Regions from separate parts of the Homo sapiens genome. Here regions 2 and 3 are each linked to region 1. A link is a loop called in an ENCODE intact Hi-C map of the cell type or tissue named here. Cell type or tissue: gastrocnemius medialis. All regions are shown on one strand.

Region 1 (2,500 bases):
TCCCCACCCCTCTGAGAATCACAGTACCTGAGTCTGTGCTGAGTGGGGGTAGAGCTGCAAGCTGTGCCCACAGCAGAGAAAATCAGGGTTGAACGCTAAGCTGGAAGGCTTATGGGGGCAGGGACCTCCAGGTGTGACTGTCCACAGCCTAAGGACAGGCTGAAGTAGAGTGCGAAAGGGGAAAGTTGGGCCCTGATGGGGAGAACTGTCCGGTCGCTGTCAGTCTCTCTCCCTCTGGGGGGTAACAAATGGTGACCTCTTATCTCAGCTCTCTGGCCTTCCCCAACTCCTCAACAACATGACCAGACCCACCACTACCCTCCCACCCTCCAAAATTCTTCCCATTGGGAGTCACTCTGAAGAATCTCAGGGACTTCCAAGATCAACCCCACACTGAGCTTGGCCCTTGACCAGGGACAGGGACCTCCAGGTGTGACTTGAGCAGGATGGAATGCAGGACTCAACCCTGAAGGAGGGAAGGGGCCCTCAGTCACTCTGAAGCCAGACTCCTCAGTACCTCTTAGGCACTGGGAAGTATTGAGTGCAGTGTCTTCAAGTCCAACATAATAAGCACATTGCAAATGAGCAATCAATATTCATGAACTAAGTTGAGCCAAAAACAGAACTGTGTGGCTGTAGGGAATTTGGGGGATATTCTGGATCTTAGCAAAGGGTCAAGGTCAACTCTTATATCTCCCGCACCTCAACTGACCCAACTTGAAAGCATGAGAGGGAGAATAGGGGATAATAAAAATTCCAGGGGCTAATTTTAATCATAATCCTTCCCTCCAGTTAGCAGCCCAAGTCCTAGAAGACAAGGGTGTTGGCTTCGGGCTGGTAGACTCTGAGAAGGATGCAGCTGTGGCCAAGAAACTAGGTAAGAGAGGGGAGGGCAGGGGAGGGGAAGGTGGCATTGAGACAAGGGGAGGCTTAGGGCGGAGGACCTGTCAGGCAGTCCTTGGGATCCGAGGGGCTTGGGAATCTCTCAGATTTATGTCTATTCTAAAAGAGGGGGTGAGAAAATATGAGGTTGGGAGGGTTATGGCTCGGAGACTCTGCCTCTCTATTCCTTATGAAGTTCCATGCTCAAATCCCAGAAAGAGGTGGGGGAGGCCTTCTTTATACTTACCTTAAAACATGGCTAGGTGCTGGAGGGAAGGGGAGTCGGGGAATACAGGCGGGGCTGGCCAGACCTCTGCAAACTCCGCTTCCAACCCCTCCCATCCAGAGCCATGGTTGTTAGAGCAGTCAGCCACTAGGGGGCAGCACAGGCTTGAGACGGGATTCTGGACATGCATGGGGGAGGGGTGGTCAGTAATAATGAAGTCATCTGGTCAGTAATAGCAATTAAAGAGCTTGACTGGGAACCAGCTACTAGAGTGCTCAGAGGGGGTGGCATGAATACTCATCTCTAGTCGTTGCGGTCAGAGAAGGGGAGAAATACTGCTAGAATCTACACCTCTCTATTCCCTCCCCTCACCCTACCTGATCCCCCAGCTACTCCCTAGAAAGCTCTGGGGCCACGCTAGCCCCCTAGGCTTAATCCAGGGGCAGAGACCTCAGGCCTGTCGGCCTCTGGGTCAGAGGAGGTGGGTGGGGCAACGGGCCCATGAGGTGGAGCATGTGGGGCCCCGGTGATTATCAAACGGGCTGTGGCCGAGGATTTGGACCTTGAATCTGTGGGAAGCCTGGGATCATGGCTCACTACCCCACCCCTGCGCCCGGCTCACTCCCTAGGCCTAACTGAAGTGGACAGCATGTATGTATTCAAGGGAGATGAAGTCATTGAGTACGATGGCGAGTTTTCTGCTGACACCATCGTGGAGTTTCTGCTTGATGTAAGGACTCCCCTGGACCTGACGGCCTTGCTTGAAAACTCCACTGCCTGCCCCCTAGTCCCTACCAACCCCAACCTGACACTGCACACACACACCACACACACACACATACACCACACGCACACACACCATACATACACCACACGCACACACACCATACATACACACACACACCACCTGCATACACACCACACATATGCATGCACATGCACACAATAGTTCACAAATCACCTACACACCACACACTACACATAGGCACCACATGCACACCACACACACTACACACACCACACACACATCATATACATACCACACACCCATCACACACATATCACATGCACACACACACCACATGCACACCACACACTCCACACACATCACACACCACATGCACATACACAACAAACACACACCACACATGCACACACACCACATCCATGCCACGCAAATGCACACACCACACACGCCACACATGTACACACACACTACACACATGCACACACATCACACATATGCCACACATGCACACAATAGGCCACACATCACCTAGATACCACACACTATGCATATGCACCACATGCACACCACACACACAACACACACCACACACACCCATCCATACACACCACACACAACATATACATGCCACACACCCACCAGAT
Region 2 (2,500 bases), 92 kb after region 1:
TGGTGAGAAAGCACAGGACATCCCACCCAGCTTCCTGTTGGTACTGGTACCAGCACAGACTGAGGGACTACATACCAGACTCCATGGTACGGCATTAAACTATCTTCTCTTATTCTCCAGTTTAGTGCTCCCCAACAACCTTCTAGAGCTCCCTTTGGCCTGATCTCTGCAGATAACCGTACACTAATTTACACAGTCACTTGGCACTCCTCAGGGTTTCTGTTCATTTTTCTGCCTGCCCACATCTCCGTGATTGAGCAAGCGATTACAAATTCACCTCTGCCCTGAAAAGCCTGTGTCCTCACCACCATTCTGTTCGCCAGGCCTAGGGAGAGAGCACTGGCCCTACTCTGGGCAGGAAGTCAACAGGGGAGTGGAGAGTAATGCTAAGAAAACATCCCCCGTCTTTCAGGAGGGTGAACTGCTTTCCCCTGAAATCGCCACATCCTCAGTTTCTCAAAATAAGGGAAAGGAGTCCGCTTGAGCTACTGACAAGATGAAAGAACTGTTAAGGGGCCTAACGAGAGAAAGAGAAAAGGACTAGGAGGAGAAAAGTGTCTTTCGTGTTAAGGAAGACAGGACGAGGCACACAAGGACCGGCCACGAGCTTGCTAGGAGTTAATGTAAGCAATCAGTGAGTGCGTAGTTCGCTACCCAGCAAGAACCAAATGCTGCTGCTGCTGCTACTGCTGCTGAAGTCGAACTTTAAGAACTCAGTAACCTAAAGAGGAGTTTGAAGAGGTATCATGAAACGCCGTCCTGCGGAAACATCCACCATCCGGACCACTGAGGGACCCCAGGTGAGCTCCCCAGCTCCAGTCGCCGGGGTGGGGCAGGATGACCCAGAGATTTTTGGGGGGCTCGGGGGTCAGACTCTCCGCCCCCATTTAACCTTTGGAGAGCCTCTCCTGCCCGTCCCTAATATCTCAGGTTCACTTAACCCCCAGAATGGGTCCTCACACGTGCCCTCTTCGGGCCTTTCCCACTATGGGCTCTTACTTTCCAGAAGCTCCTCCAATTCCCTGTCCGCTTCGGCCCCGACACTACAGCCTTCCTCAGCGGCGGCCATCTTGCTACCTCCGACTTGCCGTAGGAGGCGGGACCTCCTCGGTGCCGACACGCCCTCCACCCCTTCGCTCCCGCCCTCTTCTGCCTCGGGTAACCAATGGTATTGTTGACCAGTGCGGAACCGCCATTTTTAAAGGGCCAGGAAGCTTTGAGTGTTTGTGTTTTGGGTATTTTTCCCTTTTCTCCTGTGAAACAGAATTAGGGATAAGATAGGGTTATTTTCTGTCTGGTTTTAGAGGCCCGGACTCCTTTCTTTCAACTTCCCAAATTACCTGGCGAAGCTCTTTCATTATTTTTTCCTGAGCTGTGAGTAGGCCAGATTGAGACAAACTGCCTACAAATAACCAGAATCTAAACATATATAATTGATATGACAATTATGGCACATAACATACTACTTTCTCTCACTTCATTTTTTTTTTTTTATTTTTTTTTGAGAAGGAATCTTGCTCTGTCGCCTACGCTGGAATGCAGTGGCGCCATCTCGGCTCACTGCAGCCTTGGCCTCCCGGGTTCAAGCGATTCTTCCTGCCTCAGCCTCCCGTGTAGCTGGGATGACAGGCGCGCGACACCACGTCCGACTAATTTTTGTAGAGACGGGGTTTTAACATGTTGGCCAGGCTGGTTGGCCAGGCTGGTCTCGAACTCCGGACCTCAGCTGATCCGCCCACCTCGGCCTCCCGAAGTGCTGGGATTACAGGCGTGAGCCACTGCGCCCGGCTTCACTTCATTGTTTCCCTCAAATATTATCTTTTCTGAAACGCTTTCCTTGGCCATTCCCGTTCCTTTTCTTCCTAACACTGAACAGTATCTGACATACTATCTACCGTACTTTTTTATTCTCCGCTCCCCACCCTGCAGAATTTAAACACCATGAACGCAAAGATTTTCGTCTGTTGTCTTCACTGCTGTAAAGCCCAACTCCCAGGCTAGGGTTTAAAACTTAGTAGGCATTCATTGGCCACTCTTTGCTCTCGCAGTCCCTAATCAGGCACATCTGTCTGCCCAATCTAGTGGCATCTCTCATTTCCTATTATCTATTAGAACTGTTTGATTAAAGGACACAGGGCCGGCCAGGAACTTAGAACTCCATGTTATTAAGAGAGCCTCTGGTACCTTGGACTGAGCAGGGCAATTCGAATGCAGTAGTAATAGACTTACTTTCCCTGAACAATCTCCTTTTCTCCACACAGAACCCAACCTCCAACTGAGTGAACACGGGGAATGCTCAGATAGAGGTAACTCTAGACGTCCCTTTCCTCCTTTGGAATTGTTCTATTCAGATGTCAGAATGTAGCAACTGTTTCACATACAAATCTGTTTTCGCACTTAGAGAGCACCTATTATTAAGGTCTTGTTCTGGGCACAGTGAGGACAGAGAGATAAATCAGGACCACCCCCTGCTGTAAGGTAGCTAAGTGGGGGTGAGCCG
Region 3 (2,500 bases), 180 kb after region 1:
AGGGTGCTCCGCTTCCTCATTCCACCCACCTCCCTTCCCTCTCCACCCCCAGTGCAGGCCCTGTCTTCTTTGCCTTTGCTTCTTCCTCTTTCTGGAAAGCCCTTTCTACCACCCAGTTCCTTTATCTTTCTGCTTTCTTCTTGTGTTCTTTCCTGAGCTTTTGACCTCTCATTGGATGAGGATTATGGGCAGAAGAAAGAGGCTCACAGTGCTGGGATGTCAGCGCAGGGAGGAGAAGGGAGCAAGCAGAGATGAGCCTGAAAGGCTGAGAGGGAGTGGAAGAAGGGAGGCAGTGGTGGCAGTGCAGCAACACTGTGCTAGAGGGGAGAAAGCCCACACCCGGCAGCCAGAGGTCCCGTGTCCCTGCTCTGTCTCCACCTTTCCCCTTTGTGCCACAGTGAGCAAACCGCATGCCCTCCCTGAGCAACAGCTTTTTCATATGGAAAGCAGGAAAGACAACAAGACCCACCGGGGTGTGATGAGGATTAAATGAGATCATCGTGAAAGTGTTCAACACCGGAAACGCTCATCAGATGCTATCTCAGGGGCAGTAAGTAGCAGGGTCAACTGTACTGTCATACAGTTTGTGCACTTTACAAAGCACCAGGCTAAGGGCAGTGCAGGGGCCTGACACCCAACCCCACTTCTACTAGACCAGCTGTGCACCAGGATGCAAGCATCCCCTGAGAGGTGGCCCTGGAACTGAGCCCCTCATGTGGGTTCCTGAGCATTGGTCAGGAGTCCAGATGAAAACTCCGAAGTCCTGACCACCTTGGGAACCAAGACAGAATGGAAAGGGACAAGAGGCTAAGGGGAATGTCTCTCCCTGAGGGGGAAATTCCTGAGCTTAGTCTTCTCTGAGCAAATAGACAATCCATGAGATCTACTAAACTAAGGATGGAGAAACTGCAGCTGAGGAGAAGAAGGGGGCTGAAGAAGCAGAAAAAAAAGAGGGAGACATGGATCGAGGGTGTGATCAGAGCAATGTGTTGGTCTGAGGACCCTTTTCTGGTTCCCTCGTCCTCCATTCCCTCCCTTCAGCAAGTTGAAGGCTGATTTGATTATTGCTTGTTGAACACTGTCCCCTGCTGGCTACTAGCAGAAACATTTTCCCTCTTCCCTATCCCTAGCTAGGAGCTGCTGAGAGCCTGAAAAAGAGAAGAAATGACCTGACTGGGGACAAAGGACGAAGGAATTGCAATTCTGCAATCTGGAATTCTCTACTTGTCAGAGATTTCTGGAAGGTGAAGGAGGCTTGAAGGCTGACTAGGGGTAAACAGAGTTTAGAATTCATAGGTGGTTCATTTACATATATTATGGCCTATAATTTTCAGATTGATTTTTTTCTGGTCTGTGTCTGTTTCATGTATTGTGTGTCTGTGTTATGTGTGTGTTCTGTATCTGGGCGTGCTTACCTGATTCTGTGGTTTTTGAACACGTGTATATCTGTGTACTTTTTTGTGTGTGTGCTCTTTTTAATATAGGAGTCTGAGTGACAGCTGGCAGGTATGGAGCAAGGAGAGGGAGCTGTCGAATTTCCTCTTTCCTAGAAGCCCGTTCTCCCCTTGAAGTTTTACCTTTGTCTCCCAGCTCCATGAGCTATAACCTATGGCTATTTATAGGTTACAGGTTTTGTTCTGGCTCCTGCCCCTCTTTGGACATCCCAAGCTCAGAGCCTTGATTCGCTCTAACCTGGGACTCTTGGGCCTCCCAAGCAGGGTCTCCAGTGTGGTTCCCAAGTGAGAATCTCTACTGTCTATGTCCCTTTTATCCTTTCTAGCATTAAACTCCAGCCTCCTTCTTTTATAAGCTTGTAGCTACCTCTTTCATTGGTTGATTTCAATTTATTCAGTGCAGCATGCCTTTATGGAATAGCCAATGTATACCGGGCACTGTTCTGGATTCTGAAATACAGGATCAGGCCCTCCCCACCACCTACTTGGGAGGGAGTATGGGAGACAGGCATGTAAACATATCAGTTTCCCAACAGTGAGAGGCATCTGCAAGGAAGCGAGTGATTACCTGAGAGAGGGTGTTGGTGAGGAAGGCAGCCGGTAAACTCTGAGCTGGGTTTTGAAGACCATGAGATACGTACAGTGAATTCTGTGGTGTGCTCCACTCACTTCTCCAGCTGTGGAAGTGTTGACTCACAGCTGAGTCCCTCTCCAGGAATTGCCTTTGGAGGAAGAAAGCCGCCTTGCCTGAGGTGTTGCTCTTTCCCTAGGGCAATGACTGGTTGATGTGGGGTTACAAAGTTATCCCAGCTTGAGAGCCCCCATGGGATGGACAGAAGCCTCTGTTGCCATTGCATTGCTTTTCAGTTTCTCTCTCGGCTTATTGCAGCTTCCCTCACACCTCACAGGTGTTCTCAAGAACTCTCCTGCTGGCACTCTCCTGTATACGATCTCAGAGTTCAGGAATCCACTTCCCAGGGAACCCCACCTACAAAGGAAAGGCACTGTAGGTATGAAGGCATGGAACCCTGAGAAGCTCTGGTGAG

What was found. Hi-C counts contacts between places; a loop is a spot of excess contacts. Peaks named below come from ENCODE experiments on the same cell type or tissue, not always from the same donor. Only the 100,000 strongest peaks of a DNase experiment are listed, where the experiment ranks them.
Region 2: it touches region 1 in a loop (3-fold over the local background); 79 of 110 quality-filtered maps call a loop at or near these places.
Region 3: it touches region 1 in a loop (8-fold over the local background); 41 of 110 quality-filtered maps call a loop at or near these places.

What each region holds. Positions count from the first base shown.
Region 1 is chr1:160,192,010-160,194,509 of GRCh38, forward strand. It overlaps CASQ1 (calsequestrin 1), which reads left to right. Exons shown (of 11, transcript NM_001231.5): 2 at 793-877; 3 at 1,738-1,838. Among named protein-coding and RNA genes, the nearest start is that of CASQ1, 2.7 kb to the left of the region's middle. In gastrocnemius medialis, a CTCF peak has its summit at 1,262 (motif pointing right); DNase peaks (open chromatin) are centred at 1,262 and 1,740; H3K4me3 peaks cover 1,544 bases; H3K27ac peaks cover 2,211 bases.
Region 2 is chr1:160,284,056-160,286,555 of GRCh38, forward strand. PEX19 (peroxisomal biogenesis factor 19) reads right to left here and starts at 1,078. Exons shown (of 8, transcript NM_002857.4): 1 at 1,000-1,078. The coding sequence starts at 1,069. It overlaps LOC107985219 (a long non-coding RNA gene), which reads left to right and starts at 310. Exons shown (of 3, transcript XR_001738265.2): 1 at 310-800; 2 at 2,262-2,306. In gastrocnemius medialis, no CTCF peak of the experiment used is centred here; DNase peaks (open chromatin) are centred at 273 and 1,116; H3K4me3 peaks cover 1,686 bases; H3K27ac peaks cover 1,193 bases.
Region 3 is chr1:160,375,619-160,378,118 of GRCh38, forward strand. It overlaps LOC105371466 (a long non-coding RNA gene), which reads right to left. Exons shown (of 4, transcript XR_007066686.1): 4 at 1,797-2,442. Among named protein-coding and RNA genes, the nearest start is that of NHLH1, 9.8 kb to the left of the region's middle. RefSeq lists an enhancer at 544-593. In gastrocnemius medialis, CTCF peaks have their summits at 1,089 (motif pointing left) and 1,288; a DNase peak (open chromatin) is centred at 13.